Linked DNA regions of Mus musculus: region 1 is linked to region 2. The links are chromatin loops, found by intact Hi-C in ENCODE. Cell type or tissue: gastrocnemius. All regions are shown on one strand. Each heading gives the region's core, and the rest is flanking DNA. Links, peaks and the distances in the headings are about the cores only.

What was found. A loop is a pair of places that touch in the nucleus more often than their neighbours do. Peaks named below come from ENCODE experiments on the same cell type or tissue, not always from the same donor. Only the 100,000 strongest peaks of a DNase experiment are listed, where the experiment ranks them.
Region 1: it touches region 2 in a loop (2.2-fold over the local background); 3 of 42 quality-filtered maps call a loop at or near these places.

What each region holds. Positions count from the first base shown.
Region 1 is chrX:57,228,666-57,245,418 of GRCm38, reverse strand. Arhgef6 (Rac/Cdc42 guanine nucleotide exchange factor (GEF) 6) reads left to right here. Exons shown (of 22, transcript NM_152801.2): 15 at 669-814; 16 at 1,904-2,029; 17 at 3,593-3,613; 18 at 4,732-4,825; 19 at 6,176-6,253; 20 at 8,334-8,433; 21 at 10,508-10,562; 22 at 11,768-13,934. The coding sequence ends at 11,908. Among named protein-coding and RNA genes, the nearest start is that of Cd40lg, 25 kb to the right of the region's middle. In gastrocnemius, for the core only: a CTCF peak has its summit at 9,245 (motif pointing left); no DNase peak of the experiment used is centred there.
Region 2 is chrX:57,365,378-57,382,130 of GRCm38, reverse strand. No RefSeq gene overlaps it. Among named protein-coding and RNA genes, the nearest start is that of Snord61, 18 kb to the left of the region's middle. In gastrocnemius, for the core only: no CTCF peak of the experiment used is centred there; no DNase peak of the experiment used is centred there.

The sequences.
Region 1 (16,753 bases), core at 5,664-13,663, 140 kb after region 2:
TTCCATTCCTCAGAATAACTAGAGTAGACCCATAAAGTCACGAATCTTCTTGGTCATTTAATAGCCCCAGCTTTGCCAGTACTTTCCATCTTCTCTTGCTTAAGAGCTACTTGTAAGAGCTGGAGAATAACGAGACTGACTTTCTCCTTCACTGTCATATGGTTCATGGTGGCCAAGAAGCCAAAGGTGCAGCCTTCTGTCTACTCTTATCACCAACCTATACACCAGCAAGGCTTGGCTGTGTTCTAAGAAGCCACACAACTTTCTATACAAATTGAGCAAAATACCCAGGCTTCATAATTCTCCTTGACATTTTCCCTTTTTGGGGACCTCTGTGATTTACCTGTAATGCCTGCACTTCTACATGGATGTCACAGACAGGGCTAATGTTCCCAGCTTTATCCAAACCTGTCCTCACCAATAAGGAGCCTAAGATTTGGTATTTGCCTAAAGATTTTTCAACATGTTTTTTTCATCTTGGACAATGGGCAAAACAGTACAATATTCTTAGAATAAATTGAACTAGATGGCATGTCAGTACATGTGCGCTTCCAGATTGCCAGTGTGTTTACTGTTTGGTTTTATAATGTGTCTAAGATTCTGCAAAGTATGTTTATGAGACAGATCCTTGCCTTTTGTTCCTAAATGCTCATAATTTGGTGATATAGGTAGCACGGTTGAGAGAATTGTGGTCCATTGCAACAATAACCAGGACTTCCAGGAGTGGATGGAGCAGCTGAACAGACTGACCAAAGGACCAACCTCTTGCGGTTCATTGTCTAAGACCTCCTCCTCATCATGTAGTACTCATTCTGTAAGTAGTCCATTGGGATTGTTGGGATTATTGAAGTATTAGGATTAATGAAGGTTTCTTTCTTATTTTTTTTTCCTGTCAGACTTTGCCTACTAAAGATTTCTAAAAATCAGCAGCAAGCATGCCGTTTGACTTTGGGTGGTCTCTATTTATAGATTTTGAAGTACAGTTAAACTTCACTGATTCTGATTGCTCATGATTGTTGAGGCCCATTGAAATTAACAAAACATTTCACTTAGGTGTGTGTGCTTTTGGTCAGCAGTCTTAAGGGACCCTGGCTAACTACTAGCCAAGTGTTTCCTGCCAAAGGCCCTTCTAAAATGTTTTAATTAGAAACAAGACTTGTACAACTGATATTCTCACAGGAATCATGTGCTAAGTCAAAGCAGGGAGCTCACTTCCCTGAGTGCTTGAACAATTCCATGGAATCCCGTCCTCTTACATCTGCTCAGGAACTTGCATGGAAGGGACGCTTTTACCATTGCCATCCTCTGAGTTCTCAGAAACCAATAACTTGTGGAATTGGAATTAGTGAGATATCACTGTACTTGCTGGGTGAAACGGAAGCTTTCCTCTGTTGTCTGTTAACACTCAAACCTGCAATGCCAACATTCCTATTTTGAGTGCTGTGTGTCTGTTGTGGTGGCAGAACACAGGCTTTGGGTTCAAGTCTTGTCTTTGCCAATTACTAGCCAGTTTCTTCACTTCGCTGAGTGTCGTCGTAGTTTAGTTGGATGAAATAATCCATTTAAGATTCTAAGTGAGTGCCAAACACATCGCTGAACCTTGAATGGTTTCTGTTGTTCCATTTTCCTCCCTTACAGAGGATACATTTCTGCCTTAAATGGAATTGCAGAAAAGAAAGGACAGGGTCATGGGACACCAAGTCCATTTTGTGCTGTTCCTTAGAGACCCCATAACTTTATGTAGAAACTGTCAGCTTTCCAATTGGACACTTTCACTATTCCACATTCCCCATTTCATGTCTGGCTTTGCTGATCCAATGAAGCTATTGTCATTTTCTCACTGTGTGGTACCAGGTTGGGTTCAGATGGCAGATTGCCAGCATCTCATGAGACATTTTCCCAGTCTTTTAGCTCTACCGGACAGCCCCGAGGACCCTTGGAGCCTCCTCAAATTATAAAACCGTGGAGTTTAAGTTGCCTACGACCTGCACCTCCACTTAGACCATCAGCAGCACTAGGTTATAAAGAGGTAATTTTGCTATGTATGGTGTAAAATGCTTCTGACAAGCTAATTTTGGAGCTTACTGCAAATAGTTCAGTGAGAATATGCTAGAATTTATGATAGGATATATATATATATATATATATATATATATATATATATATATATATAGTCTTGACTTGCTAGATTCAGTGGTTGCTTTTTAATTTTGCATTCCCCTGTTCCCCATATATACACATTGATGGAACTGAACAGTTCAAGTACACTGCCTGTTTCTTTAGGTGTCTCTGTTTTCTCTCTACGAAGAGAGAATGATTCTTTAGATTAGCTAGCTATGTACACACATCTCAAACAAGAAATGCATCTTTGGAAGTTGCATTTCTAATCAATATCTGATACTTCATTTTGTAGCATGCTGATCAATAAAGCCCAATCACCAAACATCATGAGACCAACGCATGTGTCTCAACCACGAAAGCAATGTTTGCTATAGTGGGAAGGATAGAAGAATTACATGAAAGGAATGTCTTTTTTTACAGAGGGGCTTCTCAGTAGCAACTTCCTACACAGGGCATCATATCTGCCTAGTGCTACAAAGATATGTCATGGCCAGTGTGGCTGGTCCTCTGCTCTACAAGTGGAGTCAAGGCATGTCAGTCACTAGCTCCCTTAATGACACAGTATTTATTACCTTTTTCATCCAGCGATGTTTTCCCTTTTTACTTATTTCTACTTATTTCATATTTCGGAAAAGATTCTCATTTATTAATAACTACTCTTCAGGTCTTGTTGTATGAAGAGTAAGTTGCTGACAGTTATGAAATGAACCTTAGAATTTGGATATAAAGACAATGTATAATTCTCTGTTTGGTGTGCTTTGCTACTGGAGATGTTGCTCAGTTTTGAGTGTGTTTTGATTTGATCAATCATGCTTTTGTTCCCGTTAATTGTTGCCTCTGTCTCTCAGTGCAAAATAGAACAATATATAGACACTGGAGGATTTTTAACCCTTTCAACTGGCATAATAGACATGATTCTTGAGCATACTTTTAAAAAATGTAACCCTATAGAGAATTTGGGCAGGAAATGGTCCTGCAGATCTGCTTTGAAATTGGCCTACAACCATTCAGTTTTCTTTTAGTACTTGAACCAGGAGTTCCACTTTATAGTAACCTATTCCCATTTTTAATAATGGACATTTTGCAACTGTCAGTTACTGAATTCATACCAAGGCAAATTCTGAAGGGTCAAGTTGACTTTAATCCTACACATAACTAATCTATTAAAACTAAGGCATGATCACTTTGTTTCTGCTGGGGAAAGAGAGTTATTAATATGTTCTTGCTATTCCTGTGCATTTTGGTGATTTTTCGGCACTTTTAATACGGTAAAGAACTGGATTCTTTGGACTTTTGCATGAGGGTATTGCATCTGAGACTAATGTGGGAAATGTGGCGGTATTCTTTCTGTGTAATTGATGATAACACTAACATTTCAAATGTTGTTTTAGAACTATTGATAAATGGATGTGGTCATTATAACCATCAACCTCTCACGCTCATCTTTTCTTTCTTTACATATTCATTTTAGAGGATGTCTTATATCTTAAAGGTAAGGGTAGAACAGTGACATCGTAATGTCCTTGTGCTGTAACCTTTGGTGAATGAAGCTTTCCTTTATGCTTGTTTTGTCCCTTGCTATAATTGGTGGCTAAAATGTGAAGATGCAATTCTGACATGTAAGTACTTTCTTCAAAAGCAGGCTTGTGTTTGGTCCTTGTAAAATTTCACTTTATATATCATGCCTTTAAAATGCTCGTTTTCCCTATGTTTTTAATGCTAGCTTTTCCTCTTATTTTTTTTCTTAAATCACGTGTGGTTTTCATGTTTGCCTCTTTTTAAGTTTAAGTGGAGTCACCACGGCTAAGGGAAAGCAATTAAATCCTTTGTTCCCTATATTTTACAATACTAGTTATACCTCATGTATCAGATAGATATATAGATACATAGATTCTGGACAATATGGAATATCAGAATACTATATTGGGATTCTAAGTGTTCCAATTTGTTTATTTGCAAATTAATATTGAATAGATTTTTTTTAAAAAAATGTGGCAAAAAGCAAATTCACTAAATTTCACCTTTATTGAGCACCAATTAAAGGTGTGGTTTGGCTATATATAAGCCAAATTTATTTATCAGGAAACCCTTCATGAAATTCTCCTCTCTGAGAAAACCACTCTCTCCACCTTAATTTTCCCATCTGACTGATAGGAATTACAGTTTCCTTTGTAGGGCCATTGCTCAGCAAAACTTATTCAAGCAGTTTTAAGCTCTTAGAACTGTTCTATTAGTAGTTGCATCGCTTACTTAATCCACTTCCAACTATCCATGGTGAATATAAAACAAGTTAGGAATGCTAGTACTCTTCTGGGATTGAAATCCCATTACTTCTGCTGCAGATGGTACCCTAAAGGCACTGACCCTCCTGCACAATCTGCATCCTTCTCCATTCTTATTCTCATCCCTGTGGCAACGCCATTGCCTGTGCTTTGTTGAACCTTTCCGAGTTTACTGGAGCCATTTATAGTATGTGTGATCTAAAAGTCTGACCCTTCCCTAATGGATGTTATCGCGATGAGAGATGTATTCCGATTCATTTTATTTGTTTTATTTTCATTCGTGTTTGGAAGAGAATGTTAATTCATGGAGAAACTGCTACCCTTACAGGAATCTAGTAAGAGCCCCAAAACAATGAAGAAGTTTCTTCACAAAAGAAAGACGGAGAGGAAAGCATCCGAGGAAGAATACGTGATTAGGAAAAGTATGTGCCTGTACTTTTGCAAAGTTATTTATGGGTGAACTAACATGACAATGTTTAAAAAGCAGATAATTAGAGCAGTTTGTTCTTGGCATCATCTGTTGTAAAAAAATACACAGAAAATTTGCTCACTTCTAAGACTTCAGAATAAGCTTCCTCCTGCTGCACTTCCTGCTGACTCTGACAGACATCAGTCTGGACCATTTTCATGCTGCATCACCTCACCCCACCTGGTTTAGATCCCCCAATTGGTACCCATTTTCTAAGGGCACATTTTTCCCTCTAGATTTCTGATGCCTGGAATATTTTTTTCTGAAAAACCAAATGGACCTGAGGACAGAAATCGGTCGGACAGTCTCATGCTCAGGGATGTCCTCAGTTGCCCATGGAGTCAGTCTGCTGACATCAGAAAACAGAGCTGTATTTAGGAGATGCCTACAAAGTCAGCCAGACAATCGATATGTCTGTATTTGACTCTAAAATTGTGAACAAGGGAACTTTGGGAGCATACATGGAGACATCAGTGTTTTAGCAAGCAATGCATATATCAGTTGCAAGTATAGTTTAGTTAAATCTTTCCTGTGGCTAGGGACATAGCTTAATTCATAGAGTGCTTGTTGAGCATGCACAAAGCCCAAAGTTTGATCCCTAGCATGATATAAACCAGGCATGGTGGCATGTGCCTCTAATCCCTGCTTGGAAGGTGGAGGTAGGAAGATCAGAATTTCAACTCATCCTCAGCTACATAACAAGTTAGCTGTAACCCTGGACTGTATGAGACTCTGATATGATATAATAAATTATAATATAATATAATGTAATATAATATAATATATTAAAATTATATCTTTGCTAAACTTCAACTCCTGAAGCTCCAACCCCACTGTTACCTAAACTTATTAGTGGAACATTGCCATCTGAGTATTTAAAGACTGAGTTGGGGAGATGATAAGTGATATCTGGCTGGTTGAAAAGATGGGTGGGGTCAACAGGAAAAGACTCTTAAAGAAGGCAAGTCTTGAAATTTAATTGATAGAAAGACTTTGGTGTCCTGGATGAGAGTTAGAGCAAAACCAAGCCCACTGCCATCATTTTAGCCTTCAAGAGATTATTAATAAAACCCTTACTGCTTTAGAGTTCTGAACTTCAAAGCAACATTCCTTCCCCTGGGTAATGACCCCAGAACTCTTGGGGTTATTCTTGATAGCATTCTTTTGCCTCGTGGGGCTTGAACAAATTTCTACCTGCCTTTCAGAAACACTGCGAACCCTTGGCAGTGATGGGCACAACACATCATTTTGAGTGTTTGGGGTCATATATGTAGCAAAAGTTATTACTGATTAAATTTGACAGGTACTGCTGCCCTGGAAGAGGATGCTCAGATTCTTAAGGTGATCGAAGCTTATTGCACCAGCGCCAGTTTTCAACAAGGTAATGGCTCAATTAGAATTCGCCACACTGCTTTTGCTAATGAATGGGGTTTTATTGTTTAGTGCTCACTGTCTCTTAGAAGGAAAAAAAAACCTTCAATAAGATGGGGTTTGGGTTTGCAGGGTATGAAAAGCATGTGACTCAATGCAGAGCAGAAGTGCAGGACTGAATCTTTCAGATAAGGTGCTTTAGTTACTGGGTGGTTTGCTTATGAACTGTTGCTTTTCACCCAGAGAGAAAGAGATGCAAGAGGGAAAATGTTAGAGGTGATAGAAATGAGAAAAAAAATTTTTTTAAAGTCACTCTCTTTTGATCTACACAGATACCTCCACCAGCACTAGTTAGGAATTAAAGAGCCCAGAGAGTTCCTGTGTCTGCAAACTGATGCTAATCTCGTCTTATAGGCAGAATAGGAAAGGAAGTCAGAATACTATCTCTCATCAGCTATGTATTGAAGTGAGCGATGCTTCATCAGACTTGGGTTTCAAAGTTGCTCTGAAAATCCGAAAAATGTAGCTACACAGCTGAGACTTCACAATGTATAAAATGTCTCAAGGAGCTGTGAGATTTGGGCATTTGCCTAAACAGCTTTTAGGTTATACCCTTGAAAGCTGGGTGATGCCTTTTGACAAACCCTTGTGCTCTTCGCACTCTAGGTCACATAGATTATATATTTCGTTTTCTCTCATCTCAGACTTTACGCCATTACTGAACTGGCCCCTTTAGAGAGTTTTTCTCATCTGCATAGGGAATGAACATCCCCTGGTGCTGTAGTATTCACAGCTGCTGACCAGCTGCTTACTCGGAATGAGAGGGATTTCATAAGAGACTGCCTTAACACAAAGTAACACATCTCACAGGCTGTCACAAAAGGAAAGCATTTGATGTGGAAATCAATACATTTCACTGTGAACAGGGACAGTGTACCACAGATGCAACCTGGCTGCACTTCTGGCATGCTCGGTTCTAATAAGTTTTGATGAGCTGGGGGAGGAGAGTGAGAGAAGTTTTTATTGTGAAAGGTAGGGTGGAAATGGGGACGAGGAGACACCAGAGCATCCCTCATACAAAATCTGACCTTACCTCACCTCTGAGCCACTTGTTTTTCTACTTTGGTGTCTAGCCCTGTACTCAGAGGTAAAAGCTCAGGCATGTGATCTGCCCTAAGAAAAAGAGCAGTTTTGTTCCTCCTTCTTACATTCCCTTGGACATGTAGGAAGTATCCCGCTTGACACTCAGATGTGGCCAACATTTCAGCAGCATCATGGGCCAGTCTAATGTCCTGTTTCCCTAGAAATGACTGCTCTTGGCTTTCTTTTATCCATCCATTTATCTTCTGCATACTGATGAAGGGCCATTCTCCGAACACAGAAAGGGAAACACATCTTCCCTCTGGGGAAATGGAAGTGGTCAAGGAAAGCAGTGAATGTATACCTCTGTGCAGGATACTCTTCCAAAACAGTGACCTAGACAGTGGCTTAGACAGACCAAAGATTATGTCTCTGAACCCAGAGAGGAAGGATCTAGATTGCCAGGCTGGAGAGGCAGTGTGGGCAGAGAGAAGTGAAGAAACCTGAGTTTTGTTGCTGAGATAATCTCCCATCTCCACTGTACCCACCACCAAAATAGCTTTAGGCTGCTCTGCATTTCCTAGAGGACCATGGAAGGAACGAGTGCTGCTTCTGCAGCCCGTTTTGCCGTGTTGTACCCCAGAGCAGTGCTGCCTCTCAGCCCGATCTTCACTGAAATTAAAGAATTCCCAGTGATCATGGGATGTGCTGTGTGACTCTTGGAGGCATGCAGAGACTGGGTGATCAGTGATGAGCTCTTTGCTCTGGGAAAGGGAAAACAGAAAAGTCTGGGACTCCTACCACATCAGTTCCCCTTCTTGAAGACAAAATAAGGTCATTTGGTCATTTAGAGTCCCCTATCGGGAAGTGTAAAAGTGGCATGCTTGCCCTTTGAGTACAAGGGCATGAAGAATGTCTCTGCTGTAACTACAATAGAAAGGAACAAATACCTAGGTCTGCCTCTGATAACTCCCTACCCCATCTTACATGATCGTGATCATCACTTACAGGTACTCGTAAAGATTCTGTTCCACAAGTTCTACTCCCCGAGGAAGAGAAACTCATTATTGAAGAAACCAGAAGTAATGGGCAGACCATCATTGAAGAGAAGTGAGTAGAGAATGTTGCTTTCTTGACATGTCTGGGGCCTAAAGTAGGCATGACATCCTGTCTTAGGGCTTCTGTTGCTATAATAAAACACTATAACCATGAACAAGTTGGAGGAAGAAACTGTTTATCTCAGCTTACAACTCTCAGGTCACTCTCCAACGTCTAGGGAAGCCAGGGCAGGAACTCAAACAAGGGTGGAACTTGGAGGTAGGAGCTGATGCAAAGGCCGTGGAGGGATGCTGCACATACATAGTCCTGCTCAAGAGAACAGGCTAGAGTCCAAGTTCTTCTCTCAATTTGCTGTGTATTGTCAGGGTTATTGCCTGGGCTATTGTTAGTGTCACCCTGGGCTAGCTCTTCCACCTCTCTGAATTTGTTTTCCTCATCTGTAAAATGTGAGTGATGGAGATACTTTCTGTGTTATTTTTTGATCACAAAATGTTTTATAACCTTTATAAAGGTTAGCACTCAAAAATGTATGCCCATCTATAGTAATTATTGTTATTAAGAACATTATTATTGATATAGTAGTCATCATTAGCCTTGTGAAGGCTGCAAGGGATGTAGTATTATCCTTATTTCATATATAAAGTAAGTAGTAGCCATGACAAGACAAAAAGAAAACTGGTTACACATGTTCAAAATGACAGTAAGTGACAGAATAAAAACGAAAACCTAGGGCCTAGAGAGATGATTCAGTAGTTAAGAGCACCAGCTGATCTTTCAGAGGACCCTGGTTAAATTCACAAGACACAGGTAGGGCACCTAGCTCACACTGCTTGAAATTCCAGTTCTAGGTGATCTGGCGCCCTCTTCTGGCCTCCTTGAGTACCTGCATTCACATGCACATAAACGCACACATCAAACATAAAAATTAATCTTAAAAAAAAATCCCCAACTAAAATCTGATCTGAAAGTTCCTTGATTTGGAAGAAATCGAGAAACAAGGAATGCCACCACTAACCAGGGAACTTCATCATCATTTTTTAAAAATTATTATTTTTTTAATGTCCTAATTCTCTGTTATGAAAGGTTAGCTAAATAAAGAGTAATACCATAGCATGGCTATTGTAGCATATATAGGGTCTTGTGATAGCATAGCTTTAATTATATTGTAAGTAATATTTACCCCTACTCTAAAGCTGCAGCAATAAAACCAAAGGATGAGACTCTTTTAAAAATTGAACTCATAGGAGCAGAATAGACCAGAAGCTTGGAGGGGGTAGAAGAAATAGGTGATGGTGATAAAAAAAAAGTTTAATGTTCATTTGTATAGGGTGATAGGTAAGTTTTAGTCTATCTAACAGTGACTATAATTAATAGCAATATATATTGGTTTTTCAAGACAGGGTTTCTCTGTATCGCCCTACTGTCCTGGATCTCACTCTCTAGACCAGGCTGGCCTTGAACTCAGAAATCCATCTGCCTCTGCCTCCCAAGTGCTGAGATTAAAGGCGTGCGCCACTATGCCCGGCTTTTTTTTTTATAGCAATATTTTTTTAAACTTGAAATTTACTAAGAGCATTGACCTCCTGTGTTCCCAATACTCTCTCTCTCTCTCTCTCTCTCTCTCTCTCTCTCTCTCTCTCTCTCACACACACACACACACACACACACACACACACACACACACAAATTGTAGCTATAAATACATGTGGTGATGGTTGTGATAATAATTTCATTTATGACATAATTTCATAAGACAAACACACCAAAGCTGTATACTTTAAATATTATACTTTAAATATATCATTTCAAATTTGTCTACCATGTCCTCAAATTGAAAAAGAAAACACATTTCATTGTTGCAATCTGTTATGTTCTGGTCACATGAGCTGGGACTGAGAAGTGAACTGTGCAGTATAGAAATGATGCTGTAACATGGTGTTGAAATGAGCATATGTGATGAGAGGTTTCCTCCTATGAAGAGAAAGGATGTGGGTCATTCTTTCTCCCCATCAAGTAGAAACCCACTGATATTTCCATCTCTGTATTTATATAGAATGGTAGGCTCCTTATTTATCAGCACTTCAGTACCAACCATTCATTTATAAATTTGCTCTGTATATTTTAGGAGCCTTGTTGATACTGTCTATGCCTTGAAGGATGAGGTCAAGGAACTGAAGCAGGTAATGCATTACCAAAGCTATCTTCTCAGATAAAAATAGAATTGCTCTGTCTTCTTTGCCACTGGGAGAGGGATTCAGGAAGAGCCCAGGAGCAGATACTAAGGGAGGGTTGCTATTTTCTTTGTGGTATCAGGTGGGTTTTATTTATTTTACCATATGGCCTTGAATTTCTGAGCCTTTCTATTTAGATATATACAGCAGAGTCCCAAACTTAGATACAGCTTTCTTGTTCCCACACATCTTTTAATAAATGTAAGCAAGCTCAGGTATGGTGGTACCTGTCTGCAATCCTAGCCATTAGGAAGGTTGAGGTAAGGACATCATGGATTCGCTAGTCTGGTATAGCAAGACCTTGTCATGAAAACAAATAAAGGGAATAATGAAGGAGATATAAAAGAGGAAAGAAGTTAGTAAGGAAAGATGGAAGAGAGAGTTGTCTGTGGTGGTTTGTGAATTTATGGGCAGTGTGGTCCTATGTTCCATATGTGATAAGACTGATTGTACCTGTGAGAAGGGGATGCATAGGGAAGAGGGGAGTCGAGAGCCTGCAGGAGCACTTGTGGAATGCTTAGCATATCCTGGATGAGGCATGGTGAAGTCGAGAGCTGAGGCCGGCCAGTGAGGCCATGAGGAATAGAGCAAATATAAAGAGACATTGCAGAGTCGAGGCTTATGGCACATTATGGCACAGGGCAAGGATCAGGAGAGAACAGACATTAGAGAAGCGTCTTCCCTGGTTGTCTAATTTGCTATGGTGGGCAACCTCTCAAGGATCCAGAAGCACTGGAAGAGGTTTCGGGTAGTGGGAGAAGTGATACTAAGTTCCCTTTAGAACATAATAAGTTTAAGGTATTTGACCTGCCCCATTGATATGGCCCTATGGGTCTGGCACTCAGAAGATGAAGTTGGCACCAGAGATATTTGGGGAGCCTCTTAGCACATGCTTGCATTGAAAGAAAAGTAATCCTGAATGAAAAAGCATGGAGCAAGTTGTCTGTGCAGCAGGTTCCATCTGCAAGGACATTTGGAGAAAAGTGAAGAGTGTAGGAGGCTGCTTACACACAGGCAGAGAACCAAGAGACAGCCTGCTCTCAGAATATGTAGTCAGTGTGAAGGATGCTATGATGAGGAGGGGAAGTAGGAGGGGGAGGAACCCCGAGAAGGGCTGCCTTAGCTCAGTGATTAATAACTCTTTTCCCTTCAAGGAGAATAAAAAAATGAAGCAATGTCTGGAAGAAGAATTGAAGTCGAGGAAGGACCTAGAGAAGCTGGTCCGGAAGCTGTTGAAACAAACAGATGAATGCATTCGATCTGAATCCAGCAGCAAGACCTCGATTCTCCAGTAACCATCACTGTGCAGCTGAGCACAGTGCCTTCAGCACTCCTTAAAGTGGCCAGCTGAATGGTTTCACTGTGCATTTGAGCTTTGTGCTTTGTGGTGTTGGGATGCTCTCTCTTTCTTCCTCTCTCCCTTCCCCTCCCCCTTCCCCCTCCACTGTTTGATTCAGAGTTTATTGCTTGGTTATCAGTTGATTGACACTTGTTTTAACAGGGGGAAATAGCCTGACGTGGTGGCCAAAATGGCCCCAATACTTTGCTATGCCCAACAGCCCTTTACTACCTAATTCGCTGGAGGCTAAGCTTCTCAGGCTATGTATAGAGTAGGTGAAAATGAACACCTTTGCCCAGTGACCCAGTTGCACTTCCCTTTACTATCATATGGCCCCCTTCAGTACTTTAAGAACTTATTGCCCATGTTGTCTGTTGAGATCAAGAACAGTGTAGTGCCCTTATGCCCTCTGCCCTCTGTGCTGTTGTCCATTTAAAGTCAGTGTGGTAGGAACTCCAACCATCCACACCAGCACCAAGTCTCTCAGCAAATTGCTTCAGGCAGTCCTCCGTCAGCAGCAGGGCAAAGCAGCTTGATGGAGTACTTATCCCTAGTATAGCGTAGCTTTACAGCCCAGCCCTCTGCCTCTATGTAAGTTTTCTACCTCCCCTCAACCCCATGCTTTTAGCCAGCCATACAAAGTGGGGTGTCAATGATCATGGATTTGCTTTGCTTATCTTGTCAGTTACTGTGAGCAATGACTTTACTTTGAATATTCCCATGACAACCTTTTCACCTTTCTAAACAACTTGGGTGAGAAAATATTGTGCCCTCGTACACCTTCCATCCCATCTCACCAAGCTCTGGTTTCTGCAATGAGAAGTTGGACTCATCAGTGGCCTCTAGGATGATGATCCAGATTATAGACCCTGAGTTAAAGGGCCCCTCCTAGCTGGAGCAGGCTGTCAGTGAAGCTGACTATTTGAAACTAGTTTGTTCAAGTTGTTTATAATGTCAAACCATTGACTTTGTATGTGGTCCAGAAAAGTGACCCGTGAGAAAGCAGATTTCACAGAGAGCCCCAGAAGAACACTGTATACCTAAATTCAACACAAGTCAAAATGGGCTGAGGATGGAGGAACACAGCTCTCACCTACCTCCTCAGATGACAGCACAACTTGGCCAGATGGCAAAGTCACTGGAAAAAGATGCAGAAAGCCAACCAAAGGCTTACGTGTATATTATTTGATTGGGCCCTGTAAGGGTTGTTTCAAAACCAACCTTGAGGCCTAAAAGCTTGTTGAGGAGCCCTTTTCCTTTGTGATATGGAGGCTCTCACAGTTTCCATAACTTTATGGTACAGTGCTATTATCTCATGTTACATGGCCAACATTATAGCACCCACAGGATGTGGAGTATTCCTAAAGGCCAACCTCAGACAATCGCATAGAGCTATCTTTGTCAGCTTAGAGAGTAAAGGTTGCTAAGAACAGCTGTCCTGTTTCTAAGCCCAGAGATTTCTATGAGACATCTTTCATGTAAAACATTTTTACAAAAGGAATAACAGTAGCAACCCACATGTTCCCATTTGTCCTGTCTGTGCTTGGTCAATAGTTGGCAATCAATGTGCAAAATTTGTCCATAGGAAAAACCACTTTTGTGGTCGCCAAATAATTTAGTTCATTGCTTAAGACATTGAAAGGTCTCATAAAGGATGTGTACATATGCATGTTTGGGGACTTTGCCCTTATGAGGAGAGGCCCTTGGTACTCTGGATAAGGAAACTTGTGCAGTGGGCTGCCCATGCTTACACACTAAATAATATAAAGGAAATGAAGCCATGTTAACTCCACAGTCATGTCTCCATAGTTGTGTTGTTTACAATACTCTGGAAGTAAACTGCTGCCCTTAGGGGCCTTTCAGTTTCCCCTCTGTTATGTCCCTTCTTATAGGAGCTCAGATTTTCTAAACTTGTTTTTATTTTAAAGACTTTTAAAATGGACATTTTCAATAAACAAGAATAAACAGTGCTTTATAAATAAGGTCCTGTGTTTTATTTTTTTCTTACTGACTGATGTAGAGGAAGGTTGTTCTTTAAATGTCATTTTATTTTCAACTGACAAATATGAATTGTTGGTGACAGTGGTGTGAGCTTTCATTCCACGCATACATCATGACATCCATGCATGCGTTGCCTCAACTATTACAATGTCTATAGTGAGAACTTTGAATGTCTTTGCTTTTAACTTTTTTGAGATAGACAAAGAAATATTAACTATAGTCAGTGTATTGTATACATACAAATTCTTCCTGTTTTACTGAAACTTTGTCCATTTTAATCAAAATACTAGCCTTTCTCTTTCCTCACTCATGCCCTGATTAACTCCTATTTTCCCCTACACGTCTATGAGCTTCTGTTTTTATATTACACATGTGAGGAATGAATGAGATCTTGCAGCATTCACCTTTCTCTGCCTGGCTTATTTCACCTGGCACAATGCCCTCCAGGTTCATTAATGCTGTTATAGATTAGTTTCTTCTTTTTAAAAGCTGAGTAGCATTCCATTATGTATATAGCATAATTCTATCCATCAATTGATTCATAGATCCTTACAATAATTCCATTCACCTTCTATCTATCTATCTATCTATCTATCTATCTATCTATCTATCTATCTATCTATCTATCTATCAGCAGCAAGGTCTCACTGTGTAGTCATGGCTAGTCTGAAACTCACTGTGCATACCAGGCCAGACTTTAACTCACAGAGATCTGTCTTCCTCTGGCTCTCCAGTGCTCAGATCAAAGTGTGCTTAACATCATGACCAGCTTTAGGCTATTCTAGATCCCAACTAAGTGCCCAGTACTCAATCATTCTGTTTCTTTTAGAAATAGTGAGGAGTAGGTTGAGGTTGGAAATTTTAGCTAGTCCACTCGCATCAGCCTTCCCCCAACCTATCTTTTCCACTTAAGGTTTTATTTCATATTGTGATCATACCTGAAATGTAGTGAGCAAATGTCACCCACTAGTGACATAGAACTTTCCTTAACTGCCCTATCTTTCATCTTCTGGCTTCAACTTACAAACTACTTGAACTATATCTCACAAATTTCCTTCCAACATTAGACGAGATACATTCATTTTCCTATCCAAGTGCTCCTCCATCTTTGTATTTTACAAGAGTTTGTCCATCTGTGATATTTTCAGTTGTGATCTCTGGTGTCACCAGGTAGGATGAAACGTATGAACGGTGGGCTGGGGAGACAACCCAGTTGGGGAAGTGCTTGCCACAAAAGCAGGAGGATCTAAAGTACATCACCAGAACACATGTCAAAATAGTGCTGTGGTGGCTTGCACCTACAGTCCCAGAACTGAAATGGCAAAGACAGGTAGATTCCTGGGGCTTGCTGGTCCACCAGCCTAGCCTGCTCATCAAGTTCTAGGCTAGGGAGAGTCCCTATCTCAAAAACCATGGTGGGACTGGCAAGATGACTGAGTGAAGGTGCCTGCCCTGAAAGTTTGATGACTTGAGTTAAATTCCTAGAACACTCATCAAGATGGAAGAAGACAACCACCTCCATGAAGTTGTCCTCAACTGTCTCCCTACATGAAATGCTGCATGTGCATGCCCTACCTATCATAAACACATTATAATAATGAAGTTAAAAAATCCAAAAGGTAGATGAGTCTTGTGAACAATACCTGATGTTGACCTACCTATGCGTTTTACATCTTTACTCTCTCATGGACACACACATACACACCCCCACAAACACAGCTCCCCCCCAACCTGAGAGAGAGAGAGAGAGAGAGAGAGAGACAGAGAGAGAGAGACAGAAAGAGAGAGAGAGACAGAAAGAGACAGAAAGAAAGAGACAGAAACAGAGGCAGAAACAGAGACAGAGAGACAGAGAGGGAATTATTTGAGCTAGATACTGTCTATTCTTCTCCCCATGTCCCTCCTGAAAACATAAAAGGAAATATACAGTTTGTTAAGTTGCAACAAGGGTTCTGGATTCAAAGAGGGTTCGCATATACTTCATTTATGCCAATATTTGGGGTGGAGTGGAGAGTATTAATTTAGACAGCCTTCCGGTGGCCTGTAGGACATTTCCAACATATTCTGGTCTCTGTAGTCCACATTGTTATGTCTCTGCTCAAGTTTTGTGGGTGACACTACAGCAGTAGCAGTGACAGGCAGTAGTCATAGTAGTATTTGGGTCACAACTTCCGTGGAATGATTGTGAAGCCATTAATTCACCAGAATACCACTGCCTTTCACTTCCTTGTCCCCACATTTTTGGAGAGACTAAATTAACTGTCTGCCTGAGCTGCCTTACTGGTTCTTCCTTGCTTTGAATAGTTAAATTTAAGTCCCACATACTAGCACTTGGTTAAATAGTTCACATATTTAGGCTCATCAAACCTTGAACAACACTGTCAGGTCTTTCTTGCTGTTATTCTCCATCTAACAGGTGAATAAAAGTACCCAGATATTGAATTATATAGTACTTCATGGTAGGGGTGTGATTTGAGCCTATATTCTGGTCTATCTCTTGGAACTGAGCTTTCTATACCACATTTCTTCTGCCTTTTGTGCCCATTAAACAACCCTTGTGAAATCCGCAGAAAGCTCCATTTTGTGTTTATTTTTGAGTTTGTTTGTTTGTTTGAGACAGAATCTTGTGTACTCCAGGGTGACCTCAGATATACCATGTAGCCCAGGATGACCTTAAACTTCCAATTCTGCTTCCACTGCCTCTGAACTCTTGGATTACACATGTGCATTACTAAGCCAGGTACTATGACGTACTGGGTATTAAACCCAGGGCCTCATGCATGATATGCATGCACTATGA
Region 2 (16,753 bases), core at 3,538-11,537:
TTGGTGACTGTAGAGGAGGACAGAATCTTGCAAACTGTCCCATCTGTGATTTTGCTTTTAAGCAGAGGGATGCTTATTTCTACAGACTGTAGGGCAAGGTGCTTGGGCTTAAGCTGGAAGAAGTCCAGGTATCAATGTTCTGTCGCATCAGAGGCTTGCTAAGGTCCAGTTGTCACATTCTGAGTTCATCCCAGCCGATACTCAGCAGTATCTGTCAGGAGATTATTAGAAGTAAGCTTTTGTAGAGCTATCGGGAAGCTCTGATTCTCAGAGCAACTTGTGCTGAAACTTAATACACCCGAGCTTGCAATTTTCTTTGTAAGTGCAAGTAAAAGTCAAGACTTCGTGCATTCTCTGTTTGAAGGTCATCCCTACTGCTACTGTAGTGCACTTGGGATTTCAGTTGGTACTTTACGAATCACAAAAGGTAGCTTGATTATGAGCCTGCCTGCCAGACATTTGTGGCAGCTCATTTCCCTTTCTAAAGAGCACTGGGATGTCTGAAGACATTGCCTAACAGACCCCATATTGTGCGTTTACCTCAGGCTGGATTCGAGGAGGAGAAAACACTATTCTGTACAAGGAAAATTTGGTATGGGTTTCTGAATGGGTAGAGTAATAGAAGTAAAGGAGAATAAAGAGTATAGGATCGCCGGATAAAATAACAAACCTTAAATTACTCTAGTTGCTTCTGGTAGGGTTGAGATTAGAGTGCCCAAGGGAGACCCCCCCACACACACCTTTCTATTCTTCAAGACCTACTGTAGGGCTATTCTAGAAGATCAATGAAGAGCCTCACCACCTACTTAATCAAATATGGAGAGGCACGGTTAGGACTTGTTAAATGTTTAAGGGATACTGGTACCACAGTAGCAGAACCTACTAGAAATCTGCTCTCTACTGCTGGAGGAACTACATAGGGAAGTGTCTTGCCAGATGTACTCAACTGTAAAAAAACAGCCTATGGGTGTTTCTGGGGACTCTGTTACAGAGTCCAGAACATATGTGCCCTGAAGGAGCATAAAACCCAGACAGGCTCCTCAGGCTACAGACGTCTGTGCTGTGGAAGCAGGAACCAAACCCAAGTCCTGCGGTGGCGGCTTACTAATACTTTGCTGACAGGACCTCCAACTGGGCCAGCTGGCAAAGGCTCAGAATTCGTTTTCATTGAGACAGAATGAATTGAGAGTCAGGCAGTTAAAAATGACTGTAAAGGGTACTGGTGGTCACCTAAACTAATTCTAATGTTTTCTTCTTTGTAATTAAAATAAGTCATAGCCAGGCATGGTGATTATATACATTTTAAAATCTTAATCCCAACTAGATTTCTATACAATTGAGACCAGCCTGAACTAAACAGCCTAGATTGACCTTGACCCCCTACCCATACTTCCCCAGTGCTGGTATTGCAAGCATGTACCACCACTGTAACTAGTTTATGTGGTGCTGGGGATGGAAGTGAGGGCTTTTTGCATTGCTGTGCTAGCGCTCTACCAACTGAACTATGTTCTCGCCCCATTCCTTAACACTACAATACCTTACTTAGTTGTGGAATAGCATGCACTTTAGGCAGGCATGGTGATCCACACCTGTAATCATAATATTTGTGATGTAGAGACTAGAGGATCAGGCTGGATACATTTCATAGTTTCTTGATTTTTAGATAATGGTAGCATTTTATTTAGTGTTGTAGTTGAGACATCATTACTTTGTGGGTGGAGCCTTTTATAGTCTACTTATGTGTTGTTTTATTGTGGGATTCACCTATGACCTTGTACATTCTACAACTGAGTTATATCTTTAGTTTTGAGACAGTTTCACTAGGTAGCCCAGGCTGGCCTAGAATGTTCTATTGTAGACCAACCTGACCTTAAGCTCTTGGTGACCTTCCTGCTTTTGCCTCCCACATGCTAAGATTATTGGCATTAGTCACCATACCTTGCTTACCTTTTTTGAGGCAAGATCTCATGAGGCTAGCCTTGAACTTATCCTTTCAAGTACAAGGATTTCAGCTGTGTACCACCATGCTCAGTTTTATGTGCTGATGGGACTTGAACTTGGGGCTTTAGGCAAGCACTCTAGCAACTGTAGAGATATATCCCAGCCCTGGCTTGACTTTTTAAAAGTTTGTATTTTATTCATAGGAGTCTTTTATGTGCATCTGTGTACCACTGGCTTGACTGGTGCCTGAGTAGTCTAGAAGAGGGTGTCAGATCATCTTATAGATGGCCAAGAGCTGCCATATGGTGGATCTTCTTGAAGAACAGTCAGTGCTCTTAACTGCTGAGTCATCTCTATCTTCCCTTGGCCAATAAATTGTAAAAGATAGATGTTCAACACCATAAGAAAATGCAAATCAAAACTGCTGAGATTCTATTTACTTATTCAGAATGACACTCTTTTTTTAAAGATTTATTTATTATATGTAAGTACACTGTAGCTGTCTTCAGACACTCCACAAGAGGGCATCAAATCTTGTTACGGGTGGTTGTGAGCCACCATGTGGTTGCTGGGATTTGAACTCAGGACCTTTGGAAGAGCAGTCGGTGCTCTTACCCGCTGAGCCATCTAACCAACCCCCAGAATGGTACTCATTAAGGAAGGAGTAACAATGAATACTGGCAAGGATGTGGGGAAAAGGGAACCCTCCTTATTGCTTGTGTGAAGGTAAGCTTGGGCAGCTACTATAGAAGCCAAACTATACCATACCTGGCTATTTACTCTAAGGACTTCCTATCAACTCTTGGAGAGATACTTCTACATAGCTGTAGACTATATTCACCACAACTAAGTTAGGAAACCAGCCTAGTTGGCCAAGAGAGGAATAGATAGAGAATCTGTGCTACATGTAGAAAAGGCATTTTTTAAAATCATGTTGTCTATAGGAAACTGGATACAACTGGAAATAGTCATTAAGGGAACTTACAAAACAAATTTTTTTTTTTTGCTCATATTTTGTCTGTAAATTTTGTGGAAATAAACAGAACCATTCAATCGTATGTTACATGGCTGTAGAAGTAAAGCAAAGGAGAAGAAGCCAAGCTTTGGGGAGGTATAGGTGAGATTATCCTGAACATAATGCATACTTAAAGCATCTCTTGAAACTTTGCTTTATAGCAGACACGAGTGTTCGCGCGGATTCCCAGGCCATTCTGTGAGAAGGGAACCTTGTGACAGAAGCCTCATGTTTCCTCCCGCCTAGGGACACATTTGCTGATAGCATCTCACAGGGAAGTAGAGTCTGAGCACAGCACGTAAGTGTTGCTGGACCTGGGGCAGAGGTCAGAACTGGAGTTTCAGAGAGGAAGAAAAGCACAGGGTCCCCCAGCTGTCTCTTGGAGCCTTCCTTGTGGGTCATTCATTAACAACTAGCTTGAACATTCACAGGGTGACATTTTTCCAGGCCTAGAAACAATTCTAGCTGCTGTGGAGTTGAACAAGAAGAGAAATCCTAGAGGTCATACAGTGTCGCAGCTCTTGAGACTCTGACCTAGCCAGAGTGGAGTCAGCTTAACACCCAGACATTCAGTTGAAAAGCCACCACCCTTGAGAACCTGTCCCTGAGTAAGAGCTGTTCTCTGTACCGAGGCTTAACAAAGCCTAAATTGTGCTCCACTGGGAGCAAGGAAAGTTACTGTGGCCCAAAACAATGGTCTCCTTTTTTTAAAAGAACAAAACAAACAAACAAAAAAAAAAACCTTTTTTTTTTTTTTTTTTTTGAGATAGGGTCTCACGTAGCTCCTCTCCCCTTTTTCTCTTCATCTTTTTCTCTTTCTTTCAGCGGTTGTTTTGTTTTTGTTTTTTGAAGCAAGGTTTCGTTCACCTTTATAGCTCTGGATGGCCTGCACTCAATGTGAGGCTGGCCTCAGACTTGAGTACAAGGATCAGCAAATTTGGTTTGTTTTGATTTGTTTTTGTTTTTTTGAGGCAGAGTTTCTCTCTATTGCCCTGGCTGTCCTGGAACTCACTTTGTAGACCAGGCTGGCCTTGAACTCAGAAATCCGCCTGCCTCTGCCTCCCGAGTGCTGGGATTAAAGGCGTGTGCCACCATGCCCAGCCAAGGATTGATGAATTTGGGAATGAGGCAGAAGAATCAGGAGTTCAAGGCCAGTTTTAGCTACATAGAGAATTTAAGGCCAGCCTGGGCTATATGAGAGGATTTCTAGAGGCAGAAACTAGATCGTTTTAGTGTAGACTTGAATGTTAGATGGAAATGTCCTGTTGGATTTTAACAATGGTCACACAGCGCTTGTTATAGAACTAGAAAGTACAAGTGTTAAAAGGTTTTGTTCCAGAATGACTGGTACATGATAGAAAATTTTAAAAAGGCAGGACTGGATTAAGTTCATCTGGCCTTAGGATGAAAGTTATTTAGGGGAATATTGGGACTCCAGCCCCATCCTGTGTCTTTTGTGTATCAGGCATTGGATGAATAGTGTTGCCCCATGCTACAGCCATGATATGGGACCTCATTGCAGGCTCATAAGCAATATAGTAAATATTATCAGGTACTTCCAGTTTTAAATGAAAGGTAAAACATATACTCAAACTAGCTTTATAATTCCCAACTAGAGCCAGACATGGTGGATCACGCTTGTAATCCTAGGACTTGGAAGGCTGGGGCAGGAGTATCGCCACGAATATAAGGCTAGCCCAAACTAGAGAGTGAAATCCTGTCTGAAAGAAAATACATAAAATTAGCCAACAATCAGAAATGATCGAAATGTTTAGACTTGTCACTGAATAAACAAAATGTCATATAGTCATTTGGTGGCATACTATGTTGCAATAAAAGGAACACATGAATACATATTACAACATGTGAAGCCACAAAAGCAACAGAAGGGCTGATGTTACTCACAAGGGTGTGTAACTCGAGTTCTAGGGGTTCTTGCACCCCCTCCTGTCCTCTGGGTACTGGATGTACATATTGCATACATGTAAATGCAGGTGCTCAACAGCTACAAAGAACCATGTTGTCTAATATTCCATTTATGATAAATATTCAAGAATGATGAATTTATAGAGACAGAATTCTCTTAGTCTTGAGGAAGTAAAAATTAGCTGTGGGTAGAATTTCATCAGAGGAAATTCCTTATAACCAAATTTCATCTATTCCAAAACTCATATTAGATTTTGAAGATGGTCATGCAGCTTTGTAAACTTGCCAAAAAAAAAATCTGTTACAATTATAACTGAATTTTGTGCTTTCAAAATGACACCTCAATAAAGCAATTTTTACAAACATCTGTTGAATGTGAAAGTGTGATGATTGTCACTAGTACTTATGGGGATACAGTCTAAGACCACACTCATTTTGTTTTCCTCTGCTATCCCAGAGAGCAGCTTGCTGGGGTTCCATGTGCTCCTTCCTGTGTTTTAGTTTTTGAGGAGCCACCATATGGCTGTACAACTTTACTAATGCCTTCCCTATCACCTGTGTGCAAGGCTTTCCCATTTCCTCATAGCCTCACTCACACAACAGCCATTCCTACTGAGTCAAGGTGACATTTCAACGGAGTTTGATTTCTATCTCCCTGATAGTGACGTGGAACATTCCCCTGTTGATCTGTGGGTCATCCTTTCTTCCTTCTTTCCTTCCTTCCTTTCTGTTTTATTTTCCGTTTCAAAACAGGGTCTCAAATAATAATTAAGGCTGGCTTGGAACTCATGGCAATCCTCCTGCCTTGGCCTCCTAGTGCTAGGAATATAGGTATGTGCCACTTCACTGGCTCTGTGTGTCTTTTAAGAAATGTTTGTTTAGAGCTAAGTGTGGTGTCATATACCTCTGAATTCTAGTTACTCACAGAGAGTCAGGAGATTGGGGGAAAGGTCATCCTGGCCTACATAGTAGGACCTGTCTCAAGAATATAACAGAAACAAAGAAGGTATGGCAGGGGGAAATAAGAGAATTTCATTAAGATATTTGGCTTGATTTAAAAATTGGGTTACTTCTTTCAGGTGTCCATCTCACCTCTTGTACAGGCTAGCTTCCATCTCATGGGAAACCTGGTGAGCCTGCAATGTCTGGACTAATTTTTTTGTTGGTTAGTTTGAGATTTCTTTTTCTTTATTTTTTTACCTTTTTAGCTTTGACTTGTTTGAGACTTTTGTCAATTTTGGATATTAAAAAGTAGGAAAAAATGAGGATTGGCAAGATGGCTCATTAGGTAAAAGCAATGGCTTAGAAAGTGATGGTCTGGCTGGTCCTCTGAATCCATGTTGGAAGAAAAGAACCAACTCATGGAAATTGTCCTGTGATCTACACACACACACACACACACACACACACAAACTTCTGGCTTATACCCTCTTGTGAGATATACAGACTTTTGCTCTGTTGATGGCTTCCTCTGCCATGGCTGTATAACAGCATTTTTGTTGGGATGTGGTCCTACTTGTATATTGTTTATTTACAGTGTTTTTGCTGCCTTATCAGAAACTTGCCCTTTCCGGTGCCATGATGAGCCCTCCCTTAGCTTATATGGTCTTATATTTAAGTGTTTGATCTGTTTTGCACTTATTTTTATTTTATTTTTTGTTTTATGAGACAGGGTCTCTCTGTGTAGTTCTGGCTGTCCTGGAACTCACTCTGTAGTCCAGGCTGTCCTTGAACTCAGAAATCCACCTGCCTCTGCCTCCCAAGTGCTGGGACTAAAGGCATGTGCCACCACTGCCCTGCTTTTATTTCATTTTTATTGTTTTTTTTTAATGTTCTTTTTTTTTTTTTTTTTTTTTTGGTGGTGGTGGTGATTAGAGACAGGGTTTCTCTTTGTAGCCATGGCTATCCTGGAACTAACTCTGCAGACCAGGCTGGCCCAAACTCACAGAGATCTGCCTACTTCTGTCTCCTGAGTGCTGGAATTAAAAGCATCCACCACCATCAGTCAGCCTGAGCTGATTTTTATAACTGATAAAAGGTAGGAATCTGTTTTCAATTTTCTGCTGTGAATATCTAATTTTCCTAGCACCACTTCTTGAAAAGACTGTCATTTGCTCATAACACCAGAGTCAATATAAAATGAGCAAATCAGTCTTTTCAATATTGACTCCGTTGTTTAAAATCAGTTGGCTATAACTATGGATTTATTTTTGGGTTTTCTACCCTGTTCCTTGGTGTCTTTGTGCATTATTATGTCCAAAGCAGCATGTTATTTTGGTTATTATATCTTAATAATGGGTTCTCTTAAAAAAAAAAGAAAGATCCATTTGTGTGTGTGTGTGTGTGTGTGTGTGTGTGTGTGTGTTCCTATGTATACAGGTGCATGTGGGTGCCCTTGAAGGCCAGAAGGCATTGGATCTGTTGGAGCTGGGGATGTGGGGAATTGAATTTGCAAATGTGCTCCTTACTACCAAGCCATGACTCCAGCTCTGGGCTGTATTGTAAAGCCAGGCAGGGCAATGCTTCCAGCCTTGTTCTTTTCGCTGAGTGTTTTCACTGACTTTGCAGGGTCACCAGAAGGATTCCTATGAGATGGAGGCTAGCCTGAGCTACAAACCATGGGTGGGCACCTGAAAGTAACCCAATTTTTAAATCGAGTCAAATATCTTAATACAATTCTGTTATCCCCCCCCCCCTTTGACTATTTAGTGTCTTTTGTAGTCCCTTATCAATTTTAGGATACTTTTTCTATTTCTGTAAAGAATGTAATTGGTATTTTGATAATGGTTGTTTTTAATTTGTTGACCACGTTGGGTATAAAGACTATTTTGACACTATCAATTCTGTCAATCAGTGCCACCAGTTATCTGTTTATTTCTGTAAATCACTTTCAATTTGTGCTGTGCTTTGGTTGTCATTTGTACCATACAAGTTTGCCAGAGCTTAGTCTCCAGAGAGTTTTATACTATGGAACCTTAAGGGCTAGAGCTCAGTAAGAAGTCCTTAGGCCACTAGGGTGTGTCAATAGAAAGCATTAAGTAGTCTGTCTGGGACTGTGAATTCTTTGGTTTTAAGTTTCTTCTTTTTTTGAGAATTTCTAGTATATATATAATGAAAAAGACTCCTCGTTGTTTTCTTCCTCTAACTCCCCTCTTTAGCCCCCAATCTGTTCCCTTCCAACTTTGTCTTTTTAAAAATAATCCACCAAATCCACGTAGTGCTGGCTATATGTGCATGGGTTTGAAGTCATCCACTGCCGATGTCAGCAACAGTTGACTCAGGCTTGCTCCACTCCCCTGAGGCAATGAGTTTGCTGGGCTGAGCTAATTCTTGCCAGTACAACATATTATAAAAGACTTAGCCTGAGCTGAAATAAATGGTGGCTCTTTAATCCCAGAATTTAGAAAGCAGAGAGGCAGAGGAATTGCCACACACTCAAGGCCAGCCTGGCCTACATAGTTAATACTAGACTAAGGAGCGTAGAGTGGGCCCTTTCTCAGAAAATGAACAGATGTGCTGGATAGATAGCTCAGCACGTAACCCTTCCTGCTCCTCCACAATGTAGAAGTCAGAGGATAGCTTGAGGGAACTGTTTCTCTCCTTCCATTACTTGGGTCCCAGGGAGTAAACTCAGGTCACCCAGCTTGGTGACAAGGTTTTCTACCCACTGGGCAACCCTGCCTGCCTTTTTCACATCTATTCCTACTCCATTATGAAACAATTTACAATAGCCATTGTAAGGAATCAACCTTAGTGTCCATTGACAGAGAGTGTGTGTGGTGGGGGTGGGGGCGGGGGCAAGAGGAAGAAAGGAGAGTCACTATCCATAAACTGGGTAAAATTCTGTCTGATTCAACATCATGGATAAGGCTGATAGACATTTATGTTAAATGACATGTCAGAAATAAAAATACCAAATGATCTCATTCAGGCATGGAAAATTTTAAAGCAAATATATTTAGCCCACTGTAAGAGCACAGTGGGCATTGCAATAATGAAGGAATGTCCTGTCTACACGTGCTATGTTTAAAAATTGACTTCTTGCGTATTTGCATATGTGCAGTCACAAGACACTGGGGAGGGCAAGTGGGAGATGTTGGGTAATAGGTATGCTTTTGTAGTTAAACAGTAGGAATAAGTTCTGGTGTGCCATTGCACAACAGGGTACCTACTGAACAGTAATGTACGCATTTCAAAATAGCTAGGACGTTGTGAATACTCTTATTGGAAAGGTTATGGATATGCTAATTATCCTTAGTTAATCCCAAGGTTTCATGTTGTACTCCATATGTATTTAGAGATATCTGTGAATTACAAACCACATTCGGAGCTGGCATGGTAGTGTGGGGCTGTGATCTCAGATACTAGAAAGGTTAAGACAGAAGGAGCACAAGTTCAAGATCCGCTTAGACATATTAGTGGGACTCTATTCTAGAGTAGAAAAAGTGACAAGACGTAGAGCTTTTTTTTTTTCCTTTTGGGTGTGGTTTCATTTTGTTTTCCTGTCTTGGAGGGATTTGTTGTAGTGGGTTTTGTTTCTTTTTTGAGAATGGACTTAAAAGTTGGGTCGGTATGGAGGGGGAGAGGATCTGTGGGGACTTGGGGGAGGGGAAGAATATGATCAAATTTGAATCTGAAATTTGTTTTTTCATATTATTTATTTACTACTATTTATATGAGTACATTGTAGTTGCCTTCAAACACACCGGAAGAGGGCATCAGATCCCATTACAGATGGTTGTGAGCCACCATGTCATTGCTGAGAATTGAACTCAGGACCTTTCAGAAGAACAGTCAGTGCTCTTAACCATTGAGCCATCTCTCCAGCTCTTGAAGTTTGTTTTAAACGATGAAAAATACTAAGCAAAGAAAACAGGGACTGGGTTGTAGCTCAGTTGCACAGCACTCACGTGCCACATGCGAGGTTCTAGGTCACAAGACTCCAGCACTGCACAAGAGAAAAGTTGGATAGGCCTGGGGTGTGGCTCTGCAGGAGAGTGCTTGCCTAGGGGTCATATACCCTTGACTAGGGTATATGCAAGAATAGGGGTTCATCCCTAACGGGGTCCAGAATTTTTTAAATAAAAATAAATAAAACAAAATAAGCTCACAATGGTAAAATATTATATGTCCACTAGAAAGGGTAAAGAGGTTAGAAAGTAATAAATTCTGGAAGATGTGGAGAAAGAAGTTGCTGATCTTGAAGGCATGGTGTGTTCACTTTGGGATAGAGATTGGCAGTTTCTTAAGATGAAAAGTGTAAGTTTACAGTATACCCAGGGATGTTCCTCCAAGATATATGCCCAAGAAGGAATGGATAAATAAGAATGCACAACGACTAGTACAAGAATTTCCTAGCTGGATTACTTAGGCTAGCCAAAATGGAACCGGTCCAAATGTCCATCCACTGGTTACTGCATACGTAAAAGTAGGTGGCAAAATATTGTTAAGCCATAAAAGAAATGTCCTGACATGTACTACAACTTGGATGAAGCTTGAACACATGATACTTAATGTTAGAAATCAGACACAATAGATCACATGTTATACAAGTCTATTTATATGAAAAGTTTATAATAGGCAAATTCATAGAGATAGTGATTGCAGGAGCCTTATGACAAGAAAGAGAATTTAAAATAAATGGGATCTAAATAAATTACCTAAAACAGACTTATCCTGATAGTTATATAATTTGGTATTATCTTTTTAGAAATGTCACAGACCAACTGGGTGGGAGGAGGCAGAAGGAGGGGCAGGATCAAGTATGGGGAGAGGCAGGAGGGACGCGCAGAGGGCCAGGAGAATGAATGATAATATGAAGCAGTGGGAGTTAGCTAGTAGTGGGAACCTCTAAAAAGTCCTAGAGACATGGGATGTGAGAGGCTACCAGGACTCAATGGGGATAATATTTGCTGAAATGTCCAGCAGTGGGAGATGGAACTGGAAGAGACCACCTCCAGTAGATAGACATGGTCTCCAGTTGAGATAGGGGAACACCCACCCATCTTCAAAATGTTTAACCCAGAGTTGTTCCTGCCTAAAGAAAATGCAGGGACAAAAATGGAGCAGAGACTGAAGGAAAGGCCACCCAGTGACTGGCCCAACTTGGGATCTATCTCATTCACACACACACCAAGTCTCGACACTATTACTGAGGCCATATTGTGTTTACAGACAGGAGCCTGATACTGCTGTCCTCTGAAAGGATCTACCAGCAACTGACTGGAACAAATGCAGATACTTTCAGCGGACCACTGGGTTGAGGTTGGCAATCGATATGAAAGAGTCAGAGGAAGAACTGAGGAACTGAAGGGGGTGGCAACCCTATAGGAAGAACAGCAGTGTCAACTAACCTGGACTCCTCAGAGCTCCCAGAGACTAAACCAAAAACCAAGGAGCATACATGGGCTGGTTTGTGGCCCTGGGTAGAGGGCCTTGTATGGCCTCTGTGGGAGAAGATGAATTTAATCTGTGGAAACTAGATGGCCAAAGAAGAGTGATGCTGGTGGGGGTGGGTGGGCAGATTTAGGAGCACCCCCTCAGAGCGGGTGGGTGGGAGACGGGGGATGTGGTAAAGAACTCGTGAAGGGGGGGCTGGAAAGGGGAGCAACTTGGAATGTAAATAAATAAAATAATTTAATAAAAAAAATGTCACAGACCAAGAGGCAAAAAATATGTCAGCTGGAAGAAGGGTGGGAACAGTACAGAATGCTGACTCCAGGAGTGACTTTGTGGCTATTACACTCTTCACCCCACAAGACTGAGCCTGTCAAAACTCCATCATGGTTAGGCATGATGGGGTTCACCTTGAATCCCAGTACTTAATAGGCAGATGCGGTTGGATCTCTGAGTTCCAGACCAGCGATGGCTATAGAGAGAGATCTTGTCTCAAGACAAATAACTGCAAAAGCAACCAAAAACCCCCATGGCATGGGAGCAGGGGGAACTCACTGAGAACTTAGATGCAATGAAGTGTTGATGGGGGAATTAGAGATACTTTCTTTAAGTGATTTAGCTATAAACAACCCAATGAAACTTAAAAAAAAAAAAAAGACTTGGTAGAAGGGTTGCTACCCTGAAAATTGGAATTTACAAGAATGTGAGAGGAGGAAGGACAAGAGAGGGTGATGGGAGATGAATATATAGTCAAAGTGCAGTGTCTGTGTGTGTGTCTGTGTGTGTATCAACTCATTATGTACAATTAATATATACTAATAAAGACATTTTAAACTGATAAATTGGGCCAAGTATGGTGGGTGGCAAATGCTTCTCATTCAGTAATTGGAGGCAGTAGAAGGCAGGTTGGTTCCAAGTTCAACATCATCTTCAGCTATGTAAGGAGGCCAAGGCTGACCTGGGCTATATGAGATCCCGTCTCAACAAATGAACCAATGAATTGTGTACTTGAAATGGATAAATTATATTATATTTAAAATATGTATGGAGCTGTAAAGAGCTAATAGTGAATTTCAAGATTCTGTTAATGTTGTTCTGTCCATATGTCTTTTGAGTCTTAACTGGTTTATTTTGTGGTCATTCTACCTGTTCCCCGAGGCTAGTCTCAAACTTGTGATCTTCCTGTCTCAGCCTCTTGAATGCTACTGAGATTAGAGGTATGAGCTAACCCTCTAACAATTTCTGAGTGTTCTTTTATGTACACTGTCCCGTAAAGGCCTATACTTTGTCTCTTGGGCTAACAGCTAAAAAGGAAGAAGATTTAGTTTAGCTCCTGGTTTCAGTCCCTAGTCACTTGGCCCTATTCCTTCCTGACCCTTATATCATAAGTCATCATAGCAGAAGCATGTGGTAGAACGAAGTGCTGGTAGGCAGATAGACAAGCTGTAGGACAAGGTATTCTCCCCAGAGGCAGGCCAGGAGACCAACTTCTTCTTACCAAGCCCTTCAAACCTCTCAATAATGTCATATTATGATTCCATCAGTGAATTAATCCATTGATTATGTCACATGTTTCATGATCCAAATGCCTTACCAAAACCCCAGCTCTAAAGCATTGCAAAAAGGGGACAAAAAGTTCACCACATGGGTTTTGAGAAGCAGATCTTGAGTCTGGAGCCTTAGATCACTTAGGAATCCTGACACCCAACCTATGAGTTTTAGAACGACACAGTCACATCTGCTGTGGTTGGATCATCATGAGATGGTAGGGTTGCTGCCTAATATGGGCGCAAAGTATGCCTGACATTCAGTGACCTATGGGAGGAATCTCTTGGTATTCATTATGTATCAAACTTGCTATGTATCCTAGTTTGGTGCGTGTGAGTGCTGGGATTACAGATGAACACCATTATGCCCTGGAAGGACACTTACTCTGCTTTGGATAAACTACCACATTGGTGGAGCTTTTTGGAAAGGTGTTGCTCCAAGTGAATGAGTTTCTAGTACTTATGGGATGAAAAATGTTGTAAGTGAAGTTCAAAATTATTTAGGGAGAGTAAGACAGTGAAGGTCCTCTTCCTTTCTCTCTGCCCCTGCCCTGCATGCCCTAACCTCTGCCCCTAGACCCCCTCCTCCTTCCTTACCCTTTACCCTTTTCCATTGCCAGTTCTCTTTGACTCAGCTAGTGGACAAAGTCTGATTCTTGTTTGTTTCTGCTTATGCAGGACTCAAGCAAAGAGCTTCTCAGGAGTTTTGCAACTCCCTCCTGTGTAAATGCTTACAGAATTCATTTTACCAGGGGCATCTATAGTTTTTCCACTTGCTCAGAGTCCCAAACACCAAAAAAGGAATGGAAACTGATGGAAAGTTGCAGTCCGAGAGCCATCCTGTTTTGCAGATCAAATGACATGCTAGTAGTATGTGGTCTGTATGTTGGTGTAAGTGTTGAATCCCAATCCCCATTATGCTTTCAGGAGTTGAGTTGATGTAGCAGTGCCACTTGGTGGTAGGGAACTTCTCTGTGGCCATGGCATTTATCCTCAGCCATACAGAACAAAATTAAATCAAAACAAAAAAGAAGCTGGACATTGTGACCCTTCTAATCTACATCCTTGGGTGGTAGAGACAAGAGGGTTCCTGTGAGTTCAAAGGCAGCCTGATGTAAACTGTGAGTTTTCAGATCATCTAGGGCTACATAGTATGACCCTATCTCAAGTAAAACAAGCAAACAAAAACCAAACGAAATCACCTGAATGAACCAAAACCAGGAGCCAGATAGGACAAATGCTGGACAAATAGTCCCAGCACTTGGGAGACTGAGGCAGGAGGATGGAGTCTATGTTTTTATGATTGTGAAACAGGCCCTTTACTGACTGAGCTATCTCCCCAACCCCAGAATTCTTCTTTTTTTCTCAAGTCTTTTTTTTTTTTTTAAAGACAGGGTTTCTCTGTATAGTCCTGGCTGTCCTGGAACTCACACGGTAGACCAGGCTGGCCTCAAACTCAGAAATCTGCCTGCCTCTGCCTCCCAAGTGTTGGGATTAAAGGTGTGCGCCACCACTGCCTGGCTTTTCTTAAGTCTTACAACATTATCTGGATGTGCTTCACTTTATCCACATGAGGTTTTAAAGGTGGTGATAAGAACATAGATTACAAAACTACAGTGCTTGTTTGGGGAATCATGACCAGCATTACATTTTTTGGATAACCACACACAGACACATGGGGTATATGGGACATTCCTTACTCCTTTGGCCCACAAACCTCATTCACAGCAAATGCCCCCATTTCTTTGAGTGTGGGGGTAACATTTTGCAATGTAAAAGAGCTTGTGAATGTTGCTGGCATATTCTCAGTCACTGATGGTAGAAGGATGCTTTTTCTTTCTATCCTCTTTTTGCTGATTAATGGAATCAAAATGTTTGAAGTGTTGGGAATCTTAAATGATCATGTTTTACAATTCATGATAGTCAAGGAGGCAGGCAGATCTCTTTGAGTTCAGAGCCATCAGGGCTACATATTGAGACCCTATTTCAAAAAAAAAAAAAAAAAGAGCTCTATTTTTATTTTAGAGCCAGAAAAAAAAATGAGCTAGTATCCCTACCTATTGAAACAGGTGACATGTTATTAACATTGAAGAAACTTTGTTTTGCTTATATCATGTAGACTTGATACCAAGTGTGTGCTTCATAAAAAGAAAAACTGACAAATTGGAGTTCATCAAATTAAAACACTTTTTTTTTTGAGACAGGGTTTCTCTGTATAGCCCTGGCTGTCCTGGAACTCACACTGTAGACCAGGCTGGCCTCGAACTCAGAAATCTGCCTGCCTCTGCCTCCCAAGTGTTGGGATTAAAGGCGTGCGCCACCACGCCTGGCAAATTAAAACTTTTAATTAAGCATGGCAGTACACCTTTGAGTCTTAGAATATGGGAAGTGGAGACAGGAAGAACAGGTCATCCTTGGCAAGTTTGAGGCTAGCCTTGGCTACATTACAATTCTGAAAATTCAAGCTTTTATTCAGCAAAATCTTGTATGAAGAAAAGAAAATGGCAACCTACAAACCAGGAAAATCTTCTTAAAAACTTAGGGGCTAGATTAAGTGATAAATTCAATATTCCATATGACAGAATCCTCCGTAGTAATAAAGGATATTGTGATTCTAGTACAGACAGAAAGACAAGAAGACCAGGAGTTCCAGTCCACCCCTGGAACTAGAATTTGAGACCAGCCTAGGCTGCTTGAGATTCTGTTTTAAAACAAGAAGAAAGATATATTTTTTAAAAAATGAAGGGAAGAAAAAGCACACTCAAAATTTTGAAATTTCCCCCTTTAAATGATTTCTCTCTGCTAATGAGTCTCAGCAATGAAAAACATGACTAATACTCTAAAATATATCAGACAAAAGATTTGTAGTAAAATATATACAATAATAACATCTATTAGCAAAACCTGAAACTAACCAAAATTGTTAATACACTCTGGAAAAATATAGCCAAAATACATGAAAATATTGTCCAACGTTGCTTATCATTAGCGTAAAATTACTATGAGATACAACTACATATTTACAAAAATAGGTAAATTGATATGGAGAGAGGACTTGGTGGTAACTGTGAGGACTGGACCCATGAATTTAGATCCCAGAACTCATTTAGCAGTGCCCATAACTCCACCTATGAGAGATCCATTGCCCTCTTTTGACCTCCAGGGATACATCCATGAACATACAAGTGTGCATACAGTCAATCAGACATACACATACATACAAAATAAACTTTCCTTTAAAATGGATTTACTTTTATAGTGTGTGAGTGAATGAGAGAGACAGAGAGAGAGAATATGTAGGAAGCATATGCATACATGCGAGCTTGTGGAAATCAAAGGACAACTTAGGAAGTTACTTCTCCATTCCCACCATGGGGGCCCCAGGAATCAAATTGCCAGCTGCTTTACTGCTTCAGCCATCTTACAAGACCATAACATGGATCGTTTAAAAAGTCCCTAACTGAAACAGTCACAGCAAATACTGAGAAAGATGGGCAGCAGCTGGACGCTCACAGGTGCTATCATGTGTGTAAACTAATGTAACAACTTTGGCAACCATGGAGATATTCTAGTGTTATTTTGGCTAGTTTTAAATTTTTAATTCTTTGATAATTTCATACATTTATATGATAAAATTTAGCCATTTTTCACCTCCATTTGCCTCTCAGTCCCTCCCTCTACTTCCTGGCAAGTCACCCTCCTAATTTTGAGTCTTCTTTTTCTGTGTGGACCCTCTAAGTTTAGTTAGAATTCTTCTCTGAGTGTGCCTGGGGGATTATTTCCTGGAGCAAGGAGAATTTAGCATTGGCCACCCAATGAAGAAAATGACACCCCACCCCCAACGACTGTTAACTCAGGACAAAGTTGAGTCTCCTTGGCCCCTCCCCACCTATGATGCAATGTTGAGGGGCCCAGTCTTGTGTCTGCT